Regions from separate parts of the Homo sapiens genome. Here region 2 is linked to region 1. A link is an interaction called in ENCODE POLR2A ChIA-PET data of the cell type or tissue named here. Cell type or tissue: IMR-90. All regions are shown on one strand.

Region 1 (8,000 bases):
GTTGTGTTGGCTGAGATTGAAAGTGCTGTACATTTCTTTCCAACCAGCATTTTTTCAGTATCTGAACCAGACACTGCTAGTGCTAAGTGTGATCAAGTTGAATAGACAGAGTAGTTGTTCAGATGAGTTCAGAGTCTTGTGAGACAGAAGACAGATATGTAAACAGATGAATTGATGTAATAGAATGTGATAACTGCTCTTGAATTACGAATGTAGATACATATCCATTATGCATTTAATTTAATGTAAAAAAATAGCTGTGATATTTTCAGGAAACCCATTTCTCAGTCATCACAAGTTAAAGTTGTGACTTGATTAAAACCTGTTAAAATTCAGTGGAAGCAAAGGTATGCGTTTACCTGTATGCTAAAGGCACAAAAAACTAATCTAAGCAGAAGGCTGGCCTTTTCTTTTCCCAAGTATTGTGCAGATACAATTGGCTTGAACATGTCTCTAAACTGACTTTCCCAGGAACTGGCCAGGCCATCTCTTTCTTTTTGGTGCAGATCAACCTGCCAGAAGTCAGAAGTAAACTTGTTTTGGTTTGTAAATTAGACACGTGAATGATAGACAATGATGACCCATTGGAAAAGGAAAACTTCATTATCCTTGCAGATGAAACCAAAAAGTATGCTCTTTAAGGATGAGAAATGAGAAGCTGACCAGTCACTAACTCATTTAAACCATGCAGCCTCCTGTTACAGTATGTATTGTTATGTCCATTTTATAGCTAAAAAACTGAAGTTCAAAGGTTAAATGGATGAAAGAGCAAGTGGCAGAGCCAGGATGCAAACTCAGCTCTGTCAGATTCCAAAATCCATGTGCTTTCCACTATAACATACTGTCTCCCAGCAGAATTACTGTCCCTGAAGAACCATAGAACAACAATTGCCAGGCTTGTTGTTGGAAATATTCAACTGATACTCAATTGTTAAATTTTTTTTAAGTCAGTTATCTGTCTTAGAAGACAAAACAACATCACGAGTTTTATTTCTGCTAGAGGATTATTTGAAGTTTTTTTTGCAGTTCAGATAAAGTCAGGTTATGGGCATCGCTAAAACACAGATTCCTTAACTGTTTGATGGTTAATCCTTCATACCATACTCTGGAGTTTCTCCCCAGTGTGGAATCTTAGTGGAATCAATGACGTCATCATCCTACATTAGCATTTGAAGGGTTTGCATTCCAGGCTGCCTCTAGAATTGTGGCCCATGAATCATCTTACTGAAAATAATCAATCTACATGTTATTGTTCCCTTGTGGTATTTTACAAGTTATGGTGGCATTATTTCAGAAAAGCAAAAATTTAGGGGACTGATGGACAGATAGACAATAGAGACGGTCAGATACATATTTGATTGAAATCATGTTACAATTTCATTTAAATGAAATAAAGCCATCTAACAAATTATATAGAAATGATTCAGCCGGGTGCAGTGGCTCACGCCTGTAATTCCAGCACTTTGGGAGGCCGAGGTGGGCGGGTCACTTGAGGTCAGGAGTGCCAGACCAGCTTGACCAAAATGGAGGAACCCCGTCTCTACTAAAAATACAAAATTAGCCAGGCATGGTGGCACAAGCCTGTAATCCCAGCTACTTGGGAGTCTGAGGCAGGGGAATCTCTTGAACCAGGAGGCGGAGGTTGCGGTGAGGCCGAGGTTGCGGTGAGCCGAGGTTGCGCCATTGCACTCCAGGCTGGGCAACAAGAGCAAAACTCCATCTCAAAAAAAACAAACAAAAAAAATGTAATGTTTCAGTTTCCTGGTAATAATATTCTGATGTTAAAAGACATATCTTTTTTAAAATGTTCAATGATAAAAAATTTATTAATATAAAAGTTGTTATTCATTTTCATTAACATCCATTCCAGTAGCTTAACTAATGTAGTTCTAGTTTGGCCTTGTCTCAGATGAGAATACCTGAGATGGTGTAAACAGATATCCAGGTAGACAGACCTTTTGTTCTTGTTTTGAGATAGAGTCTTGCTCTGTCTCCCAGGCTGTAGTGCAGTGGTGCAATCTCAGCTCACTGCAACCTCCACCTCCTGGGTTCAAGCGATTCTCTTTCCTCAGCCACCTGAGAAGCTGGGATCACAGGTGTGCGCCACCATGCCCGGCTAATTTTTGTATTTTTAGTAGAGATGGGGTTTCACCATGTTGGCCAGGCTGGTCTTGAACTCTTTATCTCAGGTGATCTGCCTGCCTCGGCATTCCAAAGTGCTGGGATTACATGCGTGAGCCGCTGCACCCAGCCCAGACCTGTTTTTAATAGCTTTGCACTAATGTTCTCATTTGAGGGAAGAGATATCTGAATGTTTGTTTATGGGCATAAGGCTACTTCCTTCTTTTCTTCAATATACATATAAATCTTGCTGACATCATATATGAGAGACAGAGAAAGAGATGTGTACACACACACACTTACACATTCACACATTCACACTCACAGAGAGATATAGCAGAGTTGCATGAGTCTTAGAACTAAACAAAACAAAAACCTGATACCTATTATGTTGTCCCAGAAAGCGAATTAAACTGGATCTTAAAAAGACATGTATGCGGCCGGGCGCAGTGGCTCACGCCTGTAATCCCAGCACTTTGGGAGGCCGAGGCAGGTGGATCACGAGGTCAGGGGTTCGAGACCAGCCTGACCAACATGGTGAAACCCTGTCTCTACTAAAAATAGAAAAATTAGCTGGGCGTGGTGGTGGGCACCTGTAATCCCAGCTACTTAGGAGGCTGAGGCAGGAGAATTGCTTGAACCTGGGAGGCGGAGGTTGCAGTGAGCCGAGATCGCGCCATTGCACTCCAGCCTGGGTGACAAAGTGAGACTCCGTCTCAAAAAAAAAAAAACGTGTGCTAGACCTAGTTCTATTTAACTGTATTCACATTAACAACTCTGGCCTCAGTACTCATCTGTAGAATGAGAGTGCTGAATTAGATTATTGCTGAGGCTCCTTCCAGCTTTGTGAATCGTTGTTTAGCTGAGGTTTTTCCACCATACAATTCCTAAGGCTGATAAAATGAGAGGATCAGATGTAAGCAGTGGTTACCAAGGGAGTCTCTGGAGTCAATTTACCTGGGTTCACATCCCATTTCTACCACATACTAGCTGTGAGGCTTTGAGCAAGTTTTTTAGCCTCTATGCCTCAGGTTTCTCATCTGTTAAATGAGGAGGATGATGATAATGATGAATTTGTTGGGGATGGTTATAGCATATCACCTAAGGTTGTTGTGAAGACTGAATTAGTTAATACCTGTACATGTCAAGTACTTAGAACACTGTCTGGCATACATTAATGTTTAGCTCAATAAATGTTTATCTTTTTTTCATTATTACTATTATTGTTTAAATTCTTCTTAGAAAACTGCTATAGAACTCTGAAGTGGTGGTGATTATTGCTGATAGTATATCATAATTAATTTCTCTATTAAGCATAGATCCAGATAATCTGGTAACCTGGAATCTGCTTTAATGTAAATAGAGCACTATGTATTTGAATAGAGTACTACAGTGTTATAAATGTTGACCCTAAAAAATACTAGCTTAATTATAGAGCTGATCTCTTGAGGCCTGCTTCAAAGTCTATGTTGGCAGTATTGAATAAACAAGCATCTTGATCCCTTGGCACCATTGTAATTTCTTTGTAAGTGCACTATTCATATTATATTTCAGGATAACTCAAAACATCTTTCCTCGTGGGATCCTGAAATTGATTTTCTCTAAAAATGTTCCCAAACCATTCTGTTTTATATAATGCTGTCTATAATATGGCTGGGAAAAAACAGACTGATAAGGCAAAATAAGGCATTCTGAGAAATACTGTGTTGTAGTGCTGTCATGGTAAGAGGAAGGCTTAGATCCCCCTTACCTACAATTCAATTAGATCCAGTTGTTCTAATCATCTGTCAAAGTAGTAAGTGGTTAACATGTTGTGTGAGTTTGCTAGGGCTGCTATAACAAAGTACCACAGATGGGGTGGCTTAAAAAATAGAAATTTATTTTTTCACAATTCTGGAGCCTAGAAGTCTGAGATCAATGTGTGGGCAAGATTGGTTTCTTCTGAGGCGTCTCTCCTTGGCTTATAAAGATGGCTGTCTTCACATTGTCTTAACTCTGACCCGTCTATATCTCTATTTCCTCTTCTTATAAAACACCAGTCATATTGGATTAGAGCCCACCCTAATGACCTCATTTTAACTTAATTATCTCTTTAGAGATCCTGTTTCCAAAATCAGTCACATTTTGAGGTACTGGGGCTTAGGACTTCAACATATGAATTTTGGGAGGTACAAGTCAGCCTGTGTTATGTGTATTTAACACATGTATTATAGTAATCCAAATATTCCAGTAATATCTTTCACCTTCATCTGAGAGAAGCTTGATTTGAGATATATACTGTTTAATATTGGAATTGAATAAAATGAGATCAGTTATTATACCTTGATTTTAGAACTTTTGTAAATAGTAACAAAAACGGCTTTCTTTTTTCTTTCTTTTTTTTTTTTTTTTTTTTTTGAGGCAGGGTCTCGCTGTATTGCCCGGGCTGGAGTGCAGTGACGTAATCTTGCCTCACTGCAACCTCCACCACCCGGGCTCACGCAATTCTCCTGCCTCAGCCTACCAAGTAGCTGGGACTACAGGCACACATGCCACCATGCCTGGCTAATTTTTGCATTTTTTGTAGGGACAGGATTTTGCCATGTTGTCCAGGCTGGTCTCAAACTTCTGAGCTCAGGTGATTTGCCGGCCTCAGCCTCCCAAAGTGTTGGGATTACAGGTGTGAGCCACGCCCTTCAAAAACAGCTTTCTTTAACAAATGTACAAAAGATCTGCTTTCTTAATCAAAAAATTACTTTCTTTCTTTTTTTTTTAATTTTTTTTTTTTTTTTTTTTTTGCTGTTGCCCAGGCTGGCCTTGAGCGCCTGGCCTCAATTGATCCTCCTGTTTGGCCTCCCAAAGTGCTGAGATTACAGGCATATGCCACTGCACCCAGCCAGAAAATTATTTTCTAGTGGCACATTGACATGTTTTACTTCCTAGCCTAACCCTTAAATGCCAAAGAGGAATGAAAGGGACCATTTAGAATGTTGTCACTCTTTTATCCCAAATGAATAAATAATCCTTCTGAAAAATTAGAATCTTAAATCTTTTGAGATAGTCAAGGTAGTGTGTCAACACCTTCTACCTCCAATATGAGGTTGTTTTGTATACATTTTAATTTTTTTTTAAGGAGCAACCCTATTAACTGAAGCTTTGAATGCATTTTTTAAAATAGCAGTGCATTTCTGTTCATATTCAGATTTAGTATTTGTAAATGTGGCAAGTTTCTTTTTTATTATTATTTCATGTATACTGGGTTTTTAAGAAAAGTACATGATCTAGTGGCAAACTATCAAAAACACCCATTTCACATGTCCATCTTGGCTCTTTGAGTTTTAAGAATTTACTGGCCTCCTATATTTTGGCTTGGCTTATATGTATTGAAAGAGTATTTACGGGCCGGGCATGGTGGCTCACACCTATAATCCCAGCACTTTGGGAGGCTGAGGTGGGCGAATCACTTGAGGTCAGGAGTTCAAGACCAGCCTGGCCAACATGGTGAGACCCCCGTCTCTACTAAAAATATAAAAACTAGCCAGGCGTGGTAGCACGCACCTGTAGTCCCAGCTACTTAGGAGGCTGAGGCAGGAGAATTGCTTAAACTGCGGAGGCAGAGGTTGCAGTGAGCCAAGGTTGTGCCAGTGCACTCCAGCCTGGGCAACCAAGTGAGACTCTGTCTCAAAAAAAAAAAAAAAAAAAAGGAGTCTTTACATAATTGGAGTCAATTTCCTTTATAACTTTGCTCGCTAATCACTAATCACTTTGCTCACCAATACTAAAAACTCACTGAATGACCTTAATCTGAGTCATTTGTAGTCCAAATATAAATTTCTTAAATTTGATAGCTGAGTATAAATTTCTTAAGTTCGATATCTGAGTATATAATTAAAAAGTGATTTTTATCCAGCGTTGCAAGAATGCTCTCCTAGGTAAAATTACTGATTAAAAAAAATTAGTCCAGTTGATTTATTTAAATAGATCTATATAGATTTTTTTGAGGCATTTCTATGTCAGGAGCTATCTAAGCCTCATCTAAAAATGTTGTTTTCCTACCTTATGTGGAAAAACCTACCACCTGGAAAGAAATAAAGCCTCAGTTCTATGTAGATATGCTCACACCCAGATAATAGACAGACAAACATCTTGCTTGTACTCCACCCTGCCCTGCCCTGTCCTGCCCTGTCCTACTGCTTACATGGCTATAGAAGCTGTTTAGGGTGTTTCTTTTTCCGCCATTCAGTCTCTATATGGTAAAATGGCAGCAGCAATGCTTGTTATCTTATAGAATTAAGTCAGAATTCCAGAGCAGAAACTGGGACTTCTTCAAGAAAGAAGAAGCATAACCGAAACCAGAATAAGTGGAGCTCGGATAGTATCCAGAGAGGGGAAAATATCAGAATAAAATGAGCAGAGCCACACCAACATACTTCTAGGCAAAATCAGTACTACAGTTAAGGAGGCACAGTGGGGTAGTTGGGGGGATGCAGTTTTTGATACCCATAACTTCTGACTGTTGGCACAAGAAAGTTCATCTAGAAAAGACTCATGCTGTCCTGGCTATTGGGCTAAGATTTCATGGTGGGATGAAACCTGTGAATACACCAAATGGTATGCTGGGCAGGCTCATTTGAAATCACTTATTGATAACATAAAAATAAGTGTAGGCCGGGCACGGAGGCTCACACCTGTAATCCCAGCACTTTGGGAGGCCAAGGCGGGGGGATCACCTGAGGTCAGGAGTTTGAGACCAGCTTGACCAACATGGAGAAACCCCATCTCTACTAAAAATATAAAATCAGCTAGGCATGGTGGCGCATGCCTATAATCTCAGCTACTCAGAAGGCTGAGGTGGGAGAATAGCTTGAACCCGGGAGGCGAAGGCTGCGGTGATCAAGATCGTGCCATTGCACTCCAGCCTGGGCAATGAGAGCGAAACTCCATCTCAAAAAAAAAAAAAAAGTGTTATACTTAGCCCTTAAATGGGTTTATTTTTCCAGGCTATTAAAATATCTTTTTTAAAAATAAATATCTTTATCTTTTTTATTGTATATATTTATATGTGTATTTTTTATTGAGAAAACTATAAAGCTTAATATAGCTATAGCTGGCTATGCCACAGTGTATGATAATGTATCCAGATAATTTGTCTACAAGTGGTTTTTATTTCAGATTTATAGACTGTAGCATTCCTTAGAAATATCTATGTCTAAACTCTAAGGAAAGTTGGGTCTTGGAAGGAATTAGCTGAGCATTTAGTTGAAATGATCTTGCTCTTCGGAGTTACTGATGATGAAAATGACAAGTGACAGCTTACTTAGAAGATAAGTAGGGAATGAGTCCATAGACTTAGAAATATCTGTGTCTAAACTCTAAGGTAATTCGGGTCTTGGAAGGAATGAGCTGAGCATCTAGTTGAACTGATCTTGTCCTTCAGAGTCACTGATGATGAAGATGACAAGTGACAGCTTACTTAGAAAATAAGTAGGGAATGAGTCTATAGACACCATGTGGCATACCAAAAATCTGTCAGTTTTTCTGATAATGAATATGGGGCTAGAAATACCCTTTTTCTGAATATCCTTGGCCACATAATTCTGCCCATATATTGGGCAGAAATTGCTGGAATAGCTTATGCAGTGGTTTGTGTATATGTTGTTGGGTCTATATTCTTGACTGTATAACAAATTCATACTTCCTGTCCTAACTTGAGAGATCTGTAATTAGTTTAATTACTGATTCTTGTTTTAATGAAGCAACCAAGGACTTACTGCAGCATTATTTCTTCCTTTGACACTGTCCCCATTTGACTGTTAGGTTTCAGCAACTCAAATGGGCTTTCAGACTTAGTGCCTTAAAATAAAAGGCAAAGATTACATTTTATCAAATAAAATTTAAAG
Region 2 (8,000 bases), 380 kb after region 1:
TGCAACCTCTGCCTCCTGGGTTGAAGTGATTCTCTTGCCTCAGCCTCCCAAATAGCTGGGACTACAGGCACACACCACCACACCCTGCTAATTTTTGTATTTTTAGTAGAGATGGAGTTTCACCATGTTGGCCAGGATGGCCTCGATCTCTTGACCTCATGATCCACCCACTTTGGCCTCCCAAAGTGCTGGGATTAAGGTGTGAGCCACTGCGCCCAGCCAACATTTCATAATGTTTTAAGAAAGATTATGAATTTGTGCTGGGCTGCATTCAAAGCCATTCTGGTTTGCGTGTGGCCCATGGGCTGCTGGTCGGAGAAGCTTGATTTAACACATCTCTAGGAAGTTCCAAAGTTTCCCTCATCTTCCTGCCATCTTCTGACCTTCCACACTGTTCCAGCCTCTTTCCATTACCCATCTCCAAAGGTGCTTCCACATTTTCAGGTATCTTTATAGCAATGCCCCACTCCTTGGTACCAGTTTTCTGTGTTAGTTTGTGGGGTTTTTTTGGTTTTTGTTTTTTTTGGTTTTTTTTTTTTTTTGAGATGGAGTTTCACTCTTTTTGCCCAGGCTGGAGTGCAATGGCGCAATCTTGGGTCACTGCAACCTCCGCATCCCAGGTTCAAGTAATTCTCCTGCCTCAGCCTCCTGAGTACCTGGGGTTACAGGTGCCCACCACCATGCCCAGCTAAATTTTTTTGTATTTTTAGTAGAGATGAGGCTTCACCATATTGGCCAGGTTGGTCTCCAACTCCTGACCGCAGGTGCTCCACCAACCTCGGCCTCCCAAAGTGCCGGGATTACAAGCGTGAGCAACCGTGCCTGGCCCTAGTTTGTTCTTACATTGCTATAAAGAAATACTTTTCTCTTTCTTTTTTTTTTTTTTTTTTTTGAGCTGGAGTCTCACTCTGTCGCCAGGCTGGAATGCAGTGGCGCGATCTTGGCTCACTGCAACCTCTGCCTCCCAGGTTCAAGCGATTCTCCTGCCTCAGCTTCCCGAGTAGCTGGGACTACAGGTGCGCACCACCATGCCCAGCTAATTTTTTTATTTTTAGTAGAGACTGGTTTTCACCATGTTGGCCAGGAAGGTCTTGATCTCTTGACCTCGTGATCTGCCCGCCTTGGCCTCCCAAAGTGTTGGGATTACAGGCATGAGCCACTGCTCCCGGCAAGGAATTATTTTAAGCCTGTAATCCCAGCAGTTTGGGAGGCTGAGGCGGGCGGATCACAAGGTCAGGAGTTTGAGACCAGCCTGGCCAACATGGTGAAACCTTGTCTCTACTAAAAATACAAAAATTAGCCAGGCATGATGCCACGTGCCTGTATTCCCAGCTACTCGGGAGGCTGAGGCAGGAGAATTGCTTGAACCCAGGAGGCAGAAGTTGCAGTGAGCAGAGATCATGCCACTGCACTCCAGCCTGGGCAAGAGGGCAAGACTCTGTCTCAAAAAAAAAAAAAAAAAAAGGCCAGGTGTGATGGCTCACGCCTGTAATCCCAGCACTTTGGGAGGCCGAGGCAGGCGGATCACCTCAGGTCGGGAGTTCGAGGCCAGCCTGACCAACATGGAGAAACCCCGTCTCTACTAAAAATACAAAATTAGCCAGGCATGGTGGTGCATGCCTGTAATCCCAGCTAATTGGGAGGCTGAAGCAGGAGAATTGCTTGAACTCAGGAGGCAGAGGTTGCAGTGAGCCGAGATTGCACCATTGCACTCCAGCCTGGGCAACAAGAGCAAAACTCTGTCTCAAAAAAAAAAAGAAAGAAAGAAAGAAAGAAAGAAAGAAAAAAGAAAAGAAAAAAAAAGAAACACCTAAGACTGAGTAATTTTATTTATTTATTTATTTTTGAGACAGAGTCTCGCTCTGTCGCCCAGGCTGGAGTGCAGTGGCGTGATCTTGGCTCGCTGCAACCTTTGCCTTCTGGGTTCAAGCAATTCTCTGGTCTCAGCCTCCTGAGTAGCTGGGACTACAGGCACCCAACACCACAACTGGCTAATTTTTGTATTTTTAGTAGAGATGGGGTTTCACCATATTGGTCAGGCTGGTCTCAAACTCCTGACCTCAGGTTTTTCCCCTGCCTCGGCCTCCCAAAGTGCTGGGATTACAGGCATTAGCCACTGTGCCCAGCCAAGACTGGGTAATTTATTAAAGAAAAGAAATTGGCATTCTCCTGCCTCAGCCTCCTGAGTAGCTGGGATTACAGGCGCCCGCTACCATGCCCGGCTAATTTTTTGTATTTTTAGTAGAGACGGGATTTCACCGTGTTAGCCAGGATGGTCTTGATCTCCTGACCTCGTGATCCGCCCGCCTCGGCCTCCCAAAGTGCTGGGATTACAGGTGTGAGCCACCACGCCCAGCCTGACATTAAATCGACCAGCCTTTTGAGTGCTTCAGTGAGAGATTTTATGCAGAATCGCAGCCAAGACAAAAAGACAATCTGAGAGCAGGCACACACATTTTAGAGGACAAAATAATGAAATTTCTTTATCAGTTCCATCATTATATTTTTTTCATTAAAAAAAAAAAGAAATTGGCTGGGCACAGTGGCTCACGCCTATAATTCCAGCACTCTGGGAGGCTGAGGTGGGTGGATCACCTGAGGTCAGGAGTTTTAGACTAGCCTGGCCAACATGGTGAAATCCCGCCTCTACTAATAATACAAAAAAAAATAGCTGGGCGTGGTGATGCACACCTGTAATCTCAGCTTCTCGGGAGGCTGAGGCAGGCAGGACAATTGCTTGAACCCGGGAAGGGGAGGTTGCAGTCTGCCGAGATTGCGCCATTGCACTCCAGCCTGGGCAAAAAGAGTGAGACTCTGTTTCAAAAAAAAAGAAAAGAAAGAAAGAAGAGGTTTAGGCTGGGCTTGGTGGCTCATGCCTGTAATCCCAGCACTTTGGGAGGCTGAGGCGGGCAGATAACCTGAGGTCAGGAGTTCAAGACTAGCCTGACCAACATGGACAAACCCTGTCTCTACTAAAAATACAAAATTAGAGCTCGGCACGGTGGCTCACGCCTGTAATCCCAGCACTTTGGGAGGCCGAGGCAGGCAGATCACAAGGTCAGGAGATTGAGACCATTCTGGTTAACACGGTGAAACCCCATCTCTACTAAAAATACAAAAAATTAGCTGGGCGTTGTGGTGGGCGCCTGTAGTCCCAGCTACTCGGGAGGCTGAGGCAGGAGAATGACCTGAACCCGGGAGGAGGAGCTTGTAGTGAGCGTAGTGAGCAGAGATGGCACCACTGCACTCCAGCCTGAGAGACAGTGAGACTCTGTCTCCAAAAAAAAAAAAAATAATACAAATTTAGCTGGGCGTGGTGGCTCATGCCTCTAATCCCAGTTACTCGGGAGGCTGAGGCAGGAGAATTGCTTGAACCAGGGAGGTGGAGGTTGTAGTGAGCTAAGAGATCATGCCATTGCACTCCAACCTGGGCAACAAGAGTGAAACTCCATCTCAAAAAAATAATAATAGTAAAAAAAAAGGGGTTTAATTAATTTACAGTTCCACCAACTGTATAGGAAGCATGATGCTGGTATCTGCTCAGCTTCTGGGGAAGCCTCAGTCAACTTACAATCATGGCCGAAGGCAAAGGGGAAGCAGACACATCTTACATGGCCAGAGTAGGACTGAGAGAGAGAGAGATGCTACACACTTTTATTTTTATTTTATTTTTTGAGACTGAGTCTCACTCTGTCACCCAAGCTGGAGGGCAGTGGTGGGATCTCAGCTCACTGCAGTCTCCACCTCCCAGTTCAAGCAATTCCCTGCATCAGCCTCCCAAGTAGCTGGGATTACGGGTGCTCACCAGCATGCCCAGCTCATTTTTGTATTTTTAGTAGAGATGGGGTTTCACCACGTTGGCCAGGCTGGTCTCAAACTGTTGACCTCATTGATCTGCCCACCTCAGCCTCCCAAATTGCTGGGATTACAAGTGTGAGCCACCGCACCCAGCCAACACACTTTTAAACGACCAAATCTCCTGAGAACTCTATCACTATACAGGACCAAGCGGGGATGGTGTTAAACCATGAGAGACCACCCCCATGATCCAATCACCTCCCACCAGGCCCCACCCCCCATATTGAGGATTATAATTCAACATGAGATTCGGGCAGAGATGCAGATCCAAACCATATCACATGAGGAATAAATTGTTGTAAAAGTGCTCATCAGCACCACTACACTGCAGCCTAGGCAACAGAGTGAGACTCTCTCTCAAAAACAAAACAAAACACACACATACAAAATGTGCTCATCAGCTGTCTAATACTTTACACAGGATTATGTTTATTGCTGCTCAGTCTAATTTATGGCCCCGTCAGCCACACTGACTACTTCAGACAAGACACAGAGCAAAGAAATATCACCTTGTGTGTCCCCTCTCCCAACACTATCTTCTTTCCCAATGACAGGGGTGGGGTATGTTCTATCATGCCCCTCTTCAATCTTTCATATTTCTACATGACCTTAGGCTTTCTAAATGCTCTCACATCCATTATCATATTTAATCTTATTCCAATTGTTGAAGAAAGCAGGTCAAGTGGGGAAGCCAAGGCCCAGCATGGTGAAGTGATCTGCTCAGGGACATACCATGTGGAAACAGCTTCAGGGTCCCCATCTTTCTCTGGCTTCTCTGACCTCCTCATCTGTTTATGTACTGTTCTCTCTGCTGCAGATGCTGTTCCTTTTATTAACTGCTACCTCAAGACTCATCTCAGGTGGCAGCTCTCCAGGAACTCTTTCTTCACTTTTCTAAGCCTGGGTGAGAGGCCTCTCCAAGCACTCCTTCCCACTGTATCTACCTCTCTCATAGCATGGATCTAGTCTGTGTCTGCCACATGAGACTGGGAGCTTCCAGAGGGTATGGACTGTCATTAATTTCTATATCTGTGTACCCAGCACAGTACCTGGCACATTGCCTTTAAAATGTCTGATAAATGAATGGATGGATGAGCAATGCATAGATAGAGTGGTAGTGTCGTTTGCCTAAGGTCACTCAGCTAGAATTATAAACTGAAAAACAAATGTTTAAAGAAGGTTGAAGCTGGGCACAGTGGCTCGTGCCTGTAATCCCAGCAGGAGGCTGAGGCAGGAGGATCACTTGATGCCAAGAGTTCAAGGCTGCAGTGAGCTATAATTGTGCCACCGCATTCCAGCCTGGACAAGAGAGCAAGGCCCTGTCTCTAGGGGAAAAACGTTGAAAAACTACGAACTCAAGATTTTTCCTAAGTATTTTCCAGTATCTCAGACCAGGTGTTCTGGCTTCTAGTGCCACATGCTCCCCATTGCCCTCTCATGAGTGCCCATCGCAGAATGGAGGTGCAAGGGAGTAAGACTCTGGACCTGTTATTTATAGCCTGTTGAGGAAGCACCAGAGCTTGAAAACCTGTCCCAGAAAGGTAAATGGTGTCCCTCAGCTCCTTTGCTGACCCAGGGTCACTTCCTCTTGCATTTCTTGTTTTTTTTTTGAGGCGGATTCTCGCTCTGTTGCCCAGGCTGGAGTGCAGTGGCGCGATCTGGGCTCACTGCAAACTCTGCCTCCCGGGTTCATGCCATTCTCCTGCCTCAGCCTCCCGAGTAGCTGGGACTACAGATGCCCGCCAACATGCCCGGCTAATTTTTTGTATTTTTAGTAGAGACGAGGTTTCACCTTGTTAGCCAGGATGGTCTCAATCTGCTGACCTTGTGATCTGCCCGTCTCGGCCTCCCAAAGTGCTGGGATTACAGGCGTGAGCCACCACGCCCGGCCTCTTCCTCTTGCATTTCTGATTCCCACACCTTGCAAGGCAAGTATGGCCATTCAGACATATGGTTCCTAAACTTTTCAAACCCCTTTAACAGGGAAGGGTGCTAATGACCTGAGGTCTTACACACTCCCCCGTACTGGGATTTGCACAACTTGGTGAGGGCAAGTCATTCCATCCTGAACCCCTAGATGTGCCCCATTAGGAGCTCTAGGGAAGCCCAGCAACTACTGCTGTTAGTGCTGCTACTGCAGAGCCAGAAGTTAAGGCACCAAAAATGGAAGTGTCTTATATTGGATTGAATTCCTCTGAAACAGATCCTGAGACAAGGATGTAAGTGCAAAGCATTTTTTGGGAGGTAATCTCAGGAAACACCCATCAGGAGTGGTAAAGTGAGATAGGGAAGGAAAGGAAGTTAATGAAGGGATGTTACCAAGCCAGTTACCACTGTAGGCAACTGGAGCCCTATCCTACTGGGGAACGTCAGGAGATGATATGGGACATGCTGTCATGAGGCAACTCAGGACAAGGAAGCCAGGTGCTTATGCCCCACCCTTTTACCACTTGCCATTTTGCCTCTGGGGCCTTCCACTCTCTGGCACTTCTAGTTTGCCAGGCATGTAGATGTTCTAAGTGGGCAGCCTTGGATGGGCAGAGGTGAATGCCAAGGGCATGTGGATGGGACCTAGGCAAAGCTCACTGAGGTCTCATCAGCATTCTAGCCTGGCTTGGTGTCAACTGAGCTTCATCCTCATCTTCTGTAAAAGGAAGGGAATGATCCATCTCTCCAGCTAGGTGGTGTGAAGTTAGTGGAGATAAAGGTATGGTGGAGCGGGATGATTGACAATTAGAACTAATGCCAACTCCCCATCTCCTGGCACATTAGAGAGAGATTTAGAAGTCAAACACCAAAGAGAATGCCAGTCAGGTTGACTCCAAGGGGAAATGGCTTTAGATTTAGATCTTGATGAAATTTCTGAGTTGGCTGATGATAGAAGCAGGAGCTCCCCAGCCTGCACACAACTACTGGTCAATTCACACCCAACCCACACCAAACCTCAAGGAAGAAAAATCGCTTTCTTCTCAGCTCCAAACTTTGGTTCAATTATTATTCCCCAGTGGACAGGAACTGCCAGGGAAGAAGGACAAAGCTGCTATGGTAATGAAGGACTGTTTACTGATCAGCAGGAAGGAAGGGCAGCCAGAATGAGGTCAGGAACAGATGAATCTGCCCCATTGGGTGGATGGCATGTGTGATTTATAAGCTCTCTCCCTTGAAGATCCAAAAGTTTCTGAGTGGGGAGGGGAATGAAGAATGAAGGAAAGGACTAAGATAGAGACAGAAGTCTGTTTATTCTTCCCTTTCCGCATTATCAGTCAAGGCAGTAAATTCAGCAAATCTACTCGACACTAATCTTGTTAGACTAATTGACTATAATTCAGTTCACTGTGGGGATAATCAGATTTGTGTAAACTTTCACAATAGTCTCCAAAGGCTTCATATATCTTGACGGATATAGTCTTTAAAATGCCCGTGCCCTGGTCTTAGAATGGGAGAGGAGACACCGCAGGCTGGTGGGAAGGAGCGGCTTCAGAACCCAAAGAGATGCACAGAGCCACCCCTTATCTTAGCCCCGCTTTTAGGCCTTCACTCCACCCCCTCCTGGTGAGCTGGCTCCAAAGCTGATGGATGGGACTGAGACTGGCCTGGGTTGGCAGATAGGCATATCTTACGAATGACAGGGTAGTCACCCTGCACCCTTCCAAATCTAATTGTCCGATAATTGCTGATCCAATCAGGAGTGTGTCTGGCATATAATCATCAACAATAAAGGCAATTCTTGTGATTATTAGTCAAGATAATGCATATAAACTTGTTAAAAGGTAAACTTGGGCACACTGAAATTTTAAAGAGTTTATTTGAGTGGACAGCAACTCATGAATCACGCAGGGCCAAATCACAAGCAGTTTGGGTTCCACCAATGGGTGCAAGGAAAAACCTTTTATAAGGTGTTTGGGAAACACAAAGAAAATATTTGCTTGGTTGAAGTGTAAAGTCCCTGCTTGGTCGTTAGCTGGCGGTTTCATATTGGTGAAATCTTTAAAATGAGCATAGTTGGCAGTTTCTGATTGGTTTAGCTTAACTTTCACTTTATGGTTTACGTTGACTTTGATTTTAGTTTGTTTATGTAGGAACTGAAGGTGCTGAAGCCATCTCAGCCTAATGGCCTCTGTGGACAAAAGCAGTCAAACTCT

Evidence for each region. Peaks named below come from ENCODE experiments on the same cell type or tissue, not always from the same donor. Only the 100,000 strongest peaks of a DNase experiment are listed, where the experiment ranks them.
Region 2: POLR2A ChIA-PET joins it to region 1 with 14 read pairs; 3 of 35 experiments call an interaction of 5 or more read pairs at or near these places.

What each region holds. Positions count from the first base shown.
Region 1 is chr1:112,403,345-112,411,344 of GRCh38, forward strand. The region is part of intron 1 of CTTNBP2NL (CTTNBP2 N-terminal like); the gene reads left to right. Among named protein-coding and RNA genes, the nearest start is that of CTTNBP2NL, 11 kb to the left of the region's middle. RefSeq lists an enhancer at 1,131-1,656 and a silencer at 4,409-4,596. In IMR-90, no CTCF peak of the experiment used is centred here; DNase peaks (open chromatin) are centred at 117 and 1,147; H3K27ac peaks cover 1,804 bases.
Region 2 is chr1:112,784,025-112,792,024 of GRCh38, forward strand. No RefSeq gene overlaps it. Among named protein-coding and RNA genes, the nearest start is that of NUTF2P4, 40 kb to the left of the region's middle. RefSeq lists enhancers at 7,414-7,988, 7,989-8,000. In IMR-90, no CTCF peak of the experiment used is centred here; a DNase peak (open chromatin) is centred at 4,727; H3K27me3 peaks cover 181 bases.